Regions from separate parts of the Mus musculus genome. Here region 1 is linked to region 2. Evidence: chromatin loops called from intact Hi-C (ENCODE). Cell type or tissue: left cerebral cortex. All regions are shown on one strand.

What was found. Hi-C counts contacts between places; a loop is a spot of excess contacts. Peaks named below come from ENCODE experiments on the same cell type or tissue, not always from the same donor. Only the 100,000 strongest peaks of a DNase experiment are listed, where the experiment ranks them.
Region 1: a loop joins it to region 2, with 12 times the contacts of the local background. A loop is called at or near these places in 2 of 42 quality-filtered maps.

Annotation. Positions count from the first base shown.
Region 1 is chr3:36,200,155-36,205,154 of GRCm38, reverse strand. All of the region lies in intron 1 of Qrfpr (pyroglutamylated RFamide peptide receptor), which reads left to right. Among named protein-coding and RNA genes, the nearest start is that of Qrfpr, 20 kb to the left of the region's middle. In left cerebral cortex, no CTCF peak of the experiment used is centred here; DNase peaks (open chromatin) are centred at 2,050 and 2,748; H3K27ac peaks cover 602 bases.
Region 2 is chr3:36,378,597-36,383,596 of GRCm38, reverse strand. All of the region lies in intron 1 of Gm42209 (a long non-coding RNA gene), which reads left to right. Among named protein-coding and RNA genes, the nearest start is that of Gm42209, 25 kb to the left of the region's middle. In left cerebral cortex, no CTCF peak of the experiment used is centred here; DNase peaks (open chromatin) are centred at 1,754 and 2,789; H3K27ac peaks cover 1,463 bases.

The DNA.
Region 1 (5,000 bases), 180 kb after region 2:
CCAGCTTGGTTTTGAGGTAGAACTATTCCCAGTTTCTGAGAAACTGCCAAATTGATTTTCAAAGTGGTTGCATGAGTTTATTTGCCCACCAGTACTGGAGGAATGTCCCCTTGCTCCACATTCTTGCCGGCATGAGCTGTCACTTGAGTTTTTGATCTTAGCCAGTCTGGTGGCTGTAAGATGAAATCTCAGAGTCTTTGATTTGAATTACCCCGATGACTAAGGATATTGAACATTTCTTTAAGTGCATCTCAGCCATTCCTTTGCTGAGAATTCTCTGTTTAACAATGTACCCCAATTTTTAATTGGATTATTTCATTTGTTGATGTCTATTTTCTTGAGTTCTTGGTATATTTTGGGTATCAGCCCTCTGTCAAATGTAGGGTTAGCAAAGAGCTTCCCCATTCTGCAAACTGCCATTTTGTCCCTTTGAAAGTGCTCTTTGCCCTTTAGAAGCCTTTTGGTTTCATGAGGTCCCATTAATTAACTGTTGATCTAAGCCTGAATTGCTCAACACAGTTTTGAAGCCCTATGCGCCCACTGCCGTTCAAACCTCCACATCTATTCTTGATACACATTGTATCTGTGCTTGTCTGCTTCCCAAGAACAAAGACTTGATTTACCTCAAATAAAACCAGGTGTGATGGCTGATGCCCGTGTTTCTCACACTCAGTAGGCAGAGGTGGAGGCATGACCATAGGTCAGCCTAGGCTTCAGAGTGAGACTCGAGACAAGTCTTGTAGAATCCAAAGCTGCAGCAATGAAGCTCAGCAGGAAGAAAGCTGGCATTGTGACTGTGCTCTCCATACAAGGTCTCATCCCTACACAACAAACTACAGGCAATTGAAGGAAACTGGGAGCAGGAGAGGTGGTCTTCTCCGGGGAAGCACACACTAACTGGTTACCCAGTGCAAAGCAATCAGCCCTGAAAACATACATACAGTTAACATACAGAGTGCACATTATATTTAGCAACATATATGTATATACATGCAATAACAATCAGTGAAAAAAGAGGTCATAAATTTGATGGAGAGTTAGAAGCAGTATATGGGAGGGATTAGAGGGCGAAAAAGGAAGAGAGACATATAATTAAATTATAATCTCAAAAATATAAATATAAAAATCTAAACCTGACTTTTTAATGATATGCTTAATCTTTTTCTTTAATCTGTATTTTTAGGATTTTGTGCCCCATTCTTTACTATTGGGAGGGAGAGTAAACCCAGCCCTCCCTGTGGCCAAGGCGTAATGAGTAAATGTAAACTCACATTCGAGTTCCATTGCTGTGAGACTTAGAATCATAGCAAGCCTCTCTTCTCAGGTTCCAGGGGTTGTTCCGACATAAAGCTAAGCATGGGGACCAGTGCCTTGGCCCTGGACTGGGGCAAGGTATCAAACTCCTCAGTGCTTTCCTGATGCTAGAAGAGAGCTTAACTACCTGCTACCAAAGCGAAGAGTGACTTCACGCCTTCAGACACCGGCTAGTCTGAAGTCTGGGGTGTGACTTTTAAAAGTTCCAGTTAACCTTTTTCCTCTTTCAAAATGCTTCATTTCCCTTCTCCTCTCTTTCTCGTTCTTTCTCTGCTCTCAGATTCTCAGTGCTAAATTTACAGTGGGTTGTCATTACCATTTGGGTAAAGATTCTCATTTTGTTCTCTCTCTCTCTGTCTGTCTCTCTCTGCTTCTCTCTGTCTGTCTGTCTCCATTTCTGTCTTTCTCAGCCTCTGTTTACCTCTCTGTCTCTGTCTCTTTTTGTCTCTGTCTCCTGTCTGCCTCTGTCTCTGTCTTTCTGTCTTTCTCTGTCTCTCTCTCTCTCCTACCTGTCTCCTCTCATAGGCTGCTGTAGTAGTGTGTTTCGTATATAGTCTTAAATGTGCATGTGTCTTTCCTATAGCCCTGTGAAACGGCCTGCCCTCTATTTCGTCACAGATCTATGGTGCTCCTTTATCCTCCTCCAGTCTTCCAGCGCTCTGATTTGAAACGCTGTCTCATTGGCTAATCCCATAACAGTGTTGACTGCAAAAATCATCAGCTGTTCTAAATATTGCACAGAATAAGTTTTCCCCTCCTCTGGGCATCTTTCCCAGAGTTGATTTAGTTACGTAAGGGGAACTTTAGTTTTCTGTGCTCATTAACACTAACACTTTTAACTTTAAACAAATATGCCTGGTATTTTGCCTGATGTTGCCCTAAATTTAAACCTTGCTTTGGATAACGCTGGTCACTTTTCAGTGTAGCTAAAAATGTTAAATGATTGTGTTGATAGTGGTTCTTTAAAGACTTCCATTTCTCAGTTGCTACAATCTATGATTACACTGCTTTCCACTGTAAAAGAAACTTTGCCAATGTTGTTTGAGTTAAAGATCTACCAAGGAGCCGAGCATGGTGGCGCACGCCTTTAATCGCAGCACTAGGGAGGCAGAGGCAGGCGAATTTCTGAGTTTGAGGCCAGCCTGGTCTACAGAGTGAGTTCCAGGACAGCCAGGATGACACAGAGAAACCCTGTCTCAAAACAAACAAACAAACAAAAATAAATAAATAATTAAATAAAATAAAATAAATAGATAAATAAAATAAAAAATAAATAAAGATCTACCAAGGAGGTTGCCCTAGATAGTCTCAAATGTCTCGTGTAACTAACAAATACTACCTTGAAAGGAAGACAGGAGGGTCACAAGCAGACAAGGAGATATAAAAATTGTCTCAGAAGAAAGGCAGGATGGTGTGGGTGGCAAACCAAGAAATGTAAGCTGAAACAGGCCCAGAGTTAACTTCTTGCCTAGGGCTTCCAGAAGGCAGGCAGCCCTGTTGCCTTCAGCTGAATGTTACCACACTCTAACATTCTGCCTCTGAAATTTGCTGATGTTGGTATAATAGATTTTCTTTATTATTTGACTAAATAGGATTGAATGTTCATTTTTTGTACTGGATTTCTATTTCTAACTCATACATATATATGTATATATCCTATTTCCAATTAGTATATAGAAAAAATAAGCCCAGAAAGAACATAAGTTATTCCAACAGCCAAAATTACCACAATCCTCTTATTTTATTGCTTTTGGTATATTTAGTCTTCTCCTAAAAATAGAGCTCTTCGTATACTGCCTTAGGATGTTGTGGCATCTTTAAAGTTCCAGTAAGTTAGCTTGCACAGTGGGGTCCAGCAAATGCAATCACATTTAGCTTGTGTGATGGAGTCCAGCACATGACGCTAGCTAGGTACAGCAGAACCTCTGCTACTGAAGCAAGTCTAGAGTAAGGTGCCTCCATGCAGGTCTGACCTCTTCCTACACCGCCTGCAAAGGTGCTTCCCCGGGATCCTACAGAGATGGAAACTCAGCATCTGGATGGTCTCAGGAGGTGCTCAGTTTGGGTCTCCTGTGGATTTCTGCCATGCTTGTATAACAGTTCTAACTTGGACTGTATTTGATTTGTTCTTTATTCTGCTTCTGGTGGAATGGGATAAAATGGGGTTCACAACTGGCAAAGTTACTCATTAATAGCAGCCTAAGGACCATATTAGGTAAAACTAGAAATGCACAGGCTATAGGGGACAAAGGCTTGAATACAGCTTGCTTGGGTGATATAGTAAATTAATTGCATGCCTAGTTGTGTTATAATCTGTCAGACTCTTGTTTCAAATGCTAGAGATGTACAGCCCTCTTTCCTTAATAAGCTGCAAATGCCTGTCCATGTGGTTTCTGCTAACAAAAGAGAAAATTCATTGCTGAGCCATTATCACCATCTTGCTTTCATCCACCTATGATGATGTATTACACCAATTTTTCAATTATTAAAGGAATGTTTTTAATCTTTTGTACAAATGAATAGTCATGAAATTCCTGCCCTTTCCACATGTCCTGAAGTCATTGTTACAGTCTGGCAAATACAGACTATTTTCGATTTTCAAGCATTACGTTGTCAAGTAAGGTGGTTTCTATTTAAATCACTGAGGCTGCTGTGTGTGGTGGGTCAAGAGGTGGGGTGAGTGGGTAGGATACTGGCACGATTCCCGTTGAGAAAAAGAGGTCCGTGCTGTGAGAAAGAGCTAAAGAGTGTGCACGAGCTAAGGGGGGTGGGAAGCAGTGGGTAATAGGAAAAAGAGTTTGTTCCTTAGCCAGTAGGATGTGAGCTATTGCATGTCATGCCAGAGTCAGACACAGTAGAAAGGAAGTAGAAATGATGGGCAACTGAAGCAGTGGGGTCTGGATTATCGTGAAGTTAATAGGACAGAGAAAGAACTTCAACCTTATTGCGCTACATCACAGCAAAGCTACTTTCAGAAGAAAAGCATAGTGAGTAAAATCACTTGTTTACAAGCAGCAAGTAAGTAGCTTAGGAGAATATAAAAAATGGAGGCTGCAGGCCCACAGGCTCAGTATGAAGCTGGCACGGGGAACTTCACATAGGTAGCAGCAGTATTAAACGAGCGTCCGTGAACATTTGCGGCCTGGTACCATCTAGCCACCACCTCAGACCCCTTCCACCTGTGTTACTCTCTCAGAATAATGGAGGATCCCACATAGGCCTGCCTTACCTTCCTCACTTGCTCTATAACCCAAGCTTCCCAAAGTGAGAAGAGTGAATGTTTTAGAAAGAAACCTGGTTTCCATTAGAAGAAATGCAGACAGGTGCTAGATAACCAAGAGTGGAGACACATCCATTAAAGAGAGGCTTTAATAAAAAAGCTCTGATATAAAAATCAGACAGTGGTGTCTAATAGAAGGAGCTTGGGGTCATTTCAGTTTGAAAAAGCTATTTACAACTCCAGCCAGGGAATCAGGTAGGCTGACAGCAAGCCCTCACCTCTCCTTCTGCCTCTCCAAATACAATCCCAGAGTCTCATCTTCAGCACTGCAACATAACACCTGTGCATCCCCTCCCCCATCTCCAGTGGCCCCCACAGAGCTTCCCCTCCTACCCTCCTTTCCCCCACTGGTTGCTATGTTCCTCCTCCAACTCCAGCAGGCACTCCCTGGCAGCAGCCAAAGAAG
Region 2 (5,000 bases):
TAATAATAAATAAATCTTTTGGCTTGTCAGGAGGTAACGAGAGCAAGCAAACTTCATTCTCAACAACCACATGATGGCTCACAACCATCAGTAGAGTCACAGTGTACCCATGTACATAAAATTAATAAATAAAAATAAATAAATGTAAAACAATGGTCAATGAAAATCCCCATATGTTGTTAACTATTTTAAATATAACTGTTTCGAACCTCTCAGATAAGAGAGTATTGCCGAAAAAACCAAAACCTCATTTTCATGTCTCCTAAATGCACTGTAAATGGTGTCGCAAATTGATTAAAAGTAAATGGATGAAACAAGACCAAAGTTGTACGGCAACGGAAGCTGCAGAGCCTTGTTACCACCTGCAAGTGCATTTCAGGGGAAATTACTGCCACAGAGATAGGGCTCTTCCTTTCTTCTTTGCTTCCTTCTTTGCTTCTTTCTTTGTTTGTTTCCCTCTGTGTCTCTGTCTCTGTCTGTCTCTCTTTTTTTCAGGAAAAAAGGTGGCAATAAAAGGTTGTTCTAGTGCTAAATGTCCGTGTCCCCGGTATAAGAACTTCAAGATACACAAAGCACAGCACCGCAACCTGCAATGGGAACACAAAGGAATAACTACCTCCTCCCTCCATAGTTGGTAGAACTAAGGTTCACCAAATTACACAGAAGATACACGTTGTCCTGTCAACTCAGTCTAAGGACGTCTATAGAACAACAGGTTTTATTTATTTATTTATTATTATTTTTTTTTTTTTTTTGGTTTTTTGAGACAGGGTTTCTCTGTATAGCCCTGGCTGTCCTGGAACTCACTTTGTAGACCAGGCTGGCCTTGAACTCAGAAATCTGCCTGTCTCTGCCTCCCAAGTGCTGGAATTAAAGGCATGCGCCACCACGCCCAGCAGAACAACAGTTTTAAAAGGCATTTAGGTAAACATGACACATTCATCAAGACAGATTGTATGTTGGGCCATGAAGTAAGTCTCAATAGATTCAAAAAAACATTCAAGTCTTATCACAGTAGAGCTAAGTAACAGAACACAGAACTCTGAGAAATCCACAAGCATTTGGAACCTAAGACATTTTGTTAAAGAGAGCATGGTAGATACAATTGCAGCCTATCTAACTCAGTACCCGGAGGGATTGTGAGGCTGTGGGGGACAAGGAAGCCCTCAGCCTCCGAGGGTGGCATTCTGATCCCAGTCTCTTGTTCCTAACAAGGTTCTGATAGCCTTTTCTATTTTAGCCGTAGAGACTTGTTAAACTCTCTCATAAGACAAGGAAGGATATTCCACTTGACTGCCTACCCAAAACGTTTCTCATCATATTTCTTTCTAATGTTAGGCTTAATGGGTAATGTGTGGCAGAGAATATGACCTTCAAATCGCCAATGCCATTTGAACACATACAGCTGCTTAAAATGTTAGTTGAAGAATTTCTGACTTGGTTGTCAAATATAGAGATGTGGAGAAAGTCACCTCCCTTCTGACATTAACTTTCATACCATTTTTTTTTCTTTTTTTCCTGGCTGTCGCTCTCAGCCTTGTGCTATATGATGGGCTCTAAGCCTTGTGCTATATGGATTATGATGGGATCTTTGCACTATGGATGGTTTTGAGTCTGGTTTATTTTAGTCAGTGTTGGGTTGGTATATTTTTAATCATTGTAGCTTGCCTTTTGTCTACTTTATATAATTTTTCAGTACATGAGCTCACAATTATTTTTGTATTCTGCCACAGATGGTCACTCAGACGCTTTTCATGTTTATATCAATTTAAAATAGCAGCAAGCTGGGCTTTAAACAGTTGCTCAGCTTCAAGGATGCTCTGCATCTCAAAAAAAACGTGAATGGTGATGCCCTGTGTCACAGCGGCAAATGAGAAACAGCCTGGGTTTCCGGGACCTAGCAGAACTTCATTGTTACTTGTGATGTATTCTTTCTCTGTATCTGTATTCTTTCTCTCCACATTTATATCCTAGTTTAAGTGTTTCCAACAATGACTGTGTATGAGGACATAAATGAGCAAGTGATGGGAATTTGGTCTACTCTGTACATTAGAAAGGGAACAACAGCCTGATGGGATACAGATGATGGGTTCTCTCGAGTAACAGAACTTACAGAATGATTTTTTTTTCTCTGTCTCTGTCTTCCCCCTCCCCTGGGAACACACACACAATGATTAAAATGACTTGTGGTTACTTCAGTCCTTCTTAGAAGGAGGAACAAAATACTCATGGGAGGTAAAGGGTGGGAGGAACTTGGGAGGAAGAGAGAGGGGGAGGGGGGAAGAAGGGGATCAGGATCAGGTACAGGAGGAGACAACAGGGATGATATATAGAGGGCCAGGAAATTGAACAGAGGTGTGTAGCAATGGAGGATGGGGAACTGGGGGGTAGCCAACAGAAAGTCCCAGAAGCCCGGAAAGTAAGAGACTCCCAGGACCTAACAGCGCTGAGATTAACTAAAATGTCCAACAAAGGGGAGGGAGAACCTGTAGAGACCATATCCAGAGGTTAGGCAAGGCCCCCAGTTGGGGGATGGGGCCTCCCACTCATCTCCAAATTTTTAACCCAGAATTGCTCTTGTCTAAAGGAAATATAGGGACAAAGTGGAGCAGAGACTGAAGGAAAGGCCATCCACAGACTGCCCCACCTGGGGATCCATCCCATATACAGTCACCAAACCCAGACACTATTGTGGATGCCAAGAAATGCTTGCTAACAGGAGCCTATTATAGCTGTCTCCTGAGAGGCTCTGCCAGAACCTGGCAAATACAGAGGCAGATGCTTGCAGCCAACCAGTGGACTGAGCACGGGGACCACAATGGAGTAGTTAAAGAAAGGACTGAAGGAGCTGAGAGGGTTTGCAGCCCCATAGGAGGAACAACAATATGAACTAAACAGACTCTTCAGAGCTCCCAGGGTCTAAATCACCAACCAACCAAAGAGTACACATGGAGGGACCCATGGCTCCAGCCACATATGTAGCAGAGGATGGCCTTGTCTGGCATCAATGGGAGAGGCCCTTGGTCCTGTGAAGGTTTGATTCCCCAGTATAGGGGAATGCCAGGGTGGTGAGGAAGGAGTGGGTGGGTGGGAGGGGGAGCCCCCTCATAGAAGCAGGGGGAGAAGATAGGGGGTTTGCAGAGGGGAAACCAGGAAAGGGGTAGCATTTGAAATACATACAATATCCAATAAAAAAAAAAAGGAAAAAAATGACATAAGCTGTGGCCCTCCTAGTCCAACAATGGCTGCCCTTTGGTGCACTTTTTTTCCTTGGCTTATTTTATTTGGGTTCTTCTATCTGTACCTCTTTCCCAACTCTATTGCACCCTGATCTTCCAACCCTTCAACACTATAGGAGAGAAAGAAGGTTAGAGGGGGAAGGGGGCATGGAACTCCATAAGAGTATTTCTTGTTGATTAGTCATTGGGTTCCTTGGGGCAAGTCCAATCTTCAGTCTCAGATTATCTCCAACTTCTCATCTCTTTGCTCATGACCACTTGACAAACTATAACAACAGCAACCAGGAGCATCATGGGGAGCAGCAGCCACCTTCATCTTCCCCTTCCTGTCACCCCTATTGGGGCTCTGGCATTTATCCCCTCCACAGAATCCCCAGAGTTACAAACAAACTATCTGCAGCTGGCAAAAAACAAAACAAAACAAAACAAAACAAAACAAAACAAAACAAAACAAAACAAAAAACCCCATGCCCCTGCTAGTGCATGAGGCAAATCATAATCACCTGCTGTGAAGCAGCCTCTTAGCCTCTACCTGGGATTAAAACAAAACCTATTCACATGCCATAACTGGCTTTTAAAAGAAACCAAAATTCTCAATACCTTTCACCCTTTTAGTCCAAAAAATGGCTTTTTCCTCTAACATTAATCAACTATATACAATAAGAACAATTATAAGATCAAGTAAGAATTATATTTGCAATCTCCAGTCCATAGGTATTTGGCGACCTTGGAGAAAGCACTCCACTCTTTATTCTATCCTGATGAATCCAAAGTTTTGTACAGAAATCACCTTATCATAACTTGCATTTACCACCTTAAAACAACTTTTTAGAGCTTCAAACATTTTCTTAGAGCCCAACTAACTGAAGCTTTTATATCTTTAATCTTTAATAAGGAAAAGTGTAAGACTCTAGCTTTCTAGTCTTCAATGCATCAGAGACCTGAGAAGAATAAATATTACCAGAGAAAACAGGAACTGCAGAGCAAGTGGCTTCCACAACTATAGAAATGACAGAGACTGCTGGCTGCCTGGACAGTCACCTAAGGTTCCTCTGTGTTGGTAGGGCACCCATTTTTGGCCTATAGGCCCAGAGTATCTGACAGACTTCTCTGTGAAGCAGGAATTTTGAAGGACTGGCCTACTGTGTCTCTGCAAGTTGGGCAGTCGACTTTCCAGTGTCCTGCTTGTCCACAGTCTGGACAGCATGCTGTCAGCAGTGGAGGTAAGGGCAGAACTTTTTGCCCAGTGGCCATCTTTAGTCCATCTGAAGCAAACTACAGGTGGAGAGTATTTATTACCCAGCATCTGCTTTGAAGTAGATTGGGGGTGGAGCCAGCAGCTTATGTGTCTCTCAGTCAGAAAAGCTTTTTTTTTTTTTTTAATTAAAACATCTTAAATGCCATATTGTATAGCTCTCTGAAGTGTTTGAAGACCACCATCCTACCTCAGTATATCTAAATGGACAAACATTGCTTACTTCTATTTATTTTCTGCTTAACTTTGAAAACATACACAAAAGGTTAAATAAAACTTATTTCTGTGATTAAACTAGTACCTAACAAGATTACAAGTAAGACTATTTGTAGGTGACTCACAACTAGCTTGTACTTCTAGTTCTCCTAAACAGTTGGCAATAGTAGTTTTCTAACACTAGTACTTTACATTGCATTTTTAAAATGAGTTGTGTATTTTTTACAATAACTTTTAAAAGCATATATACTTTATGTTGTACAAAATAACCTTAAATTTCTCTCCATATA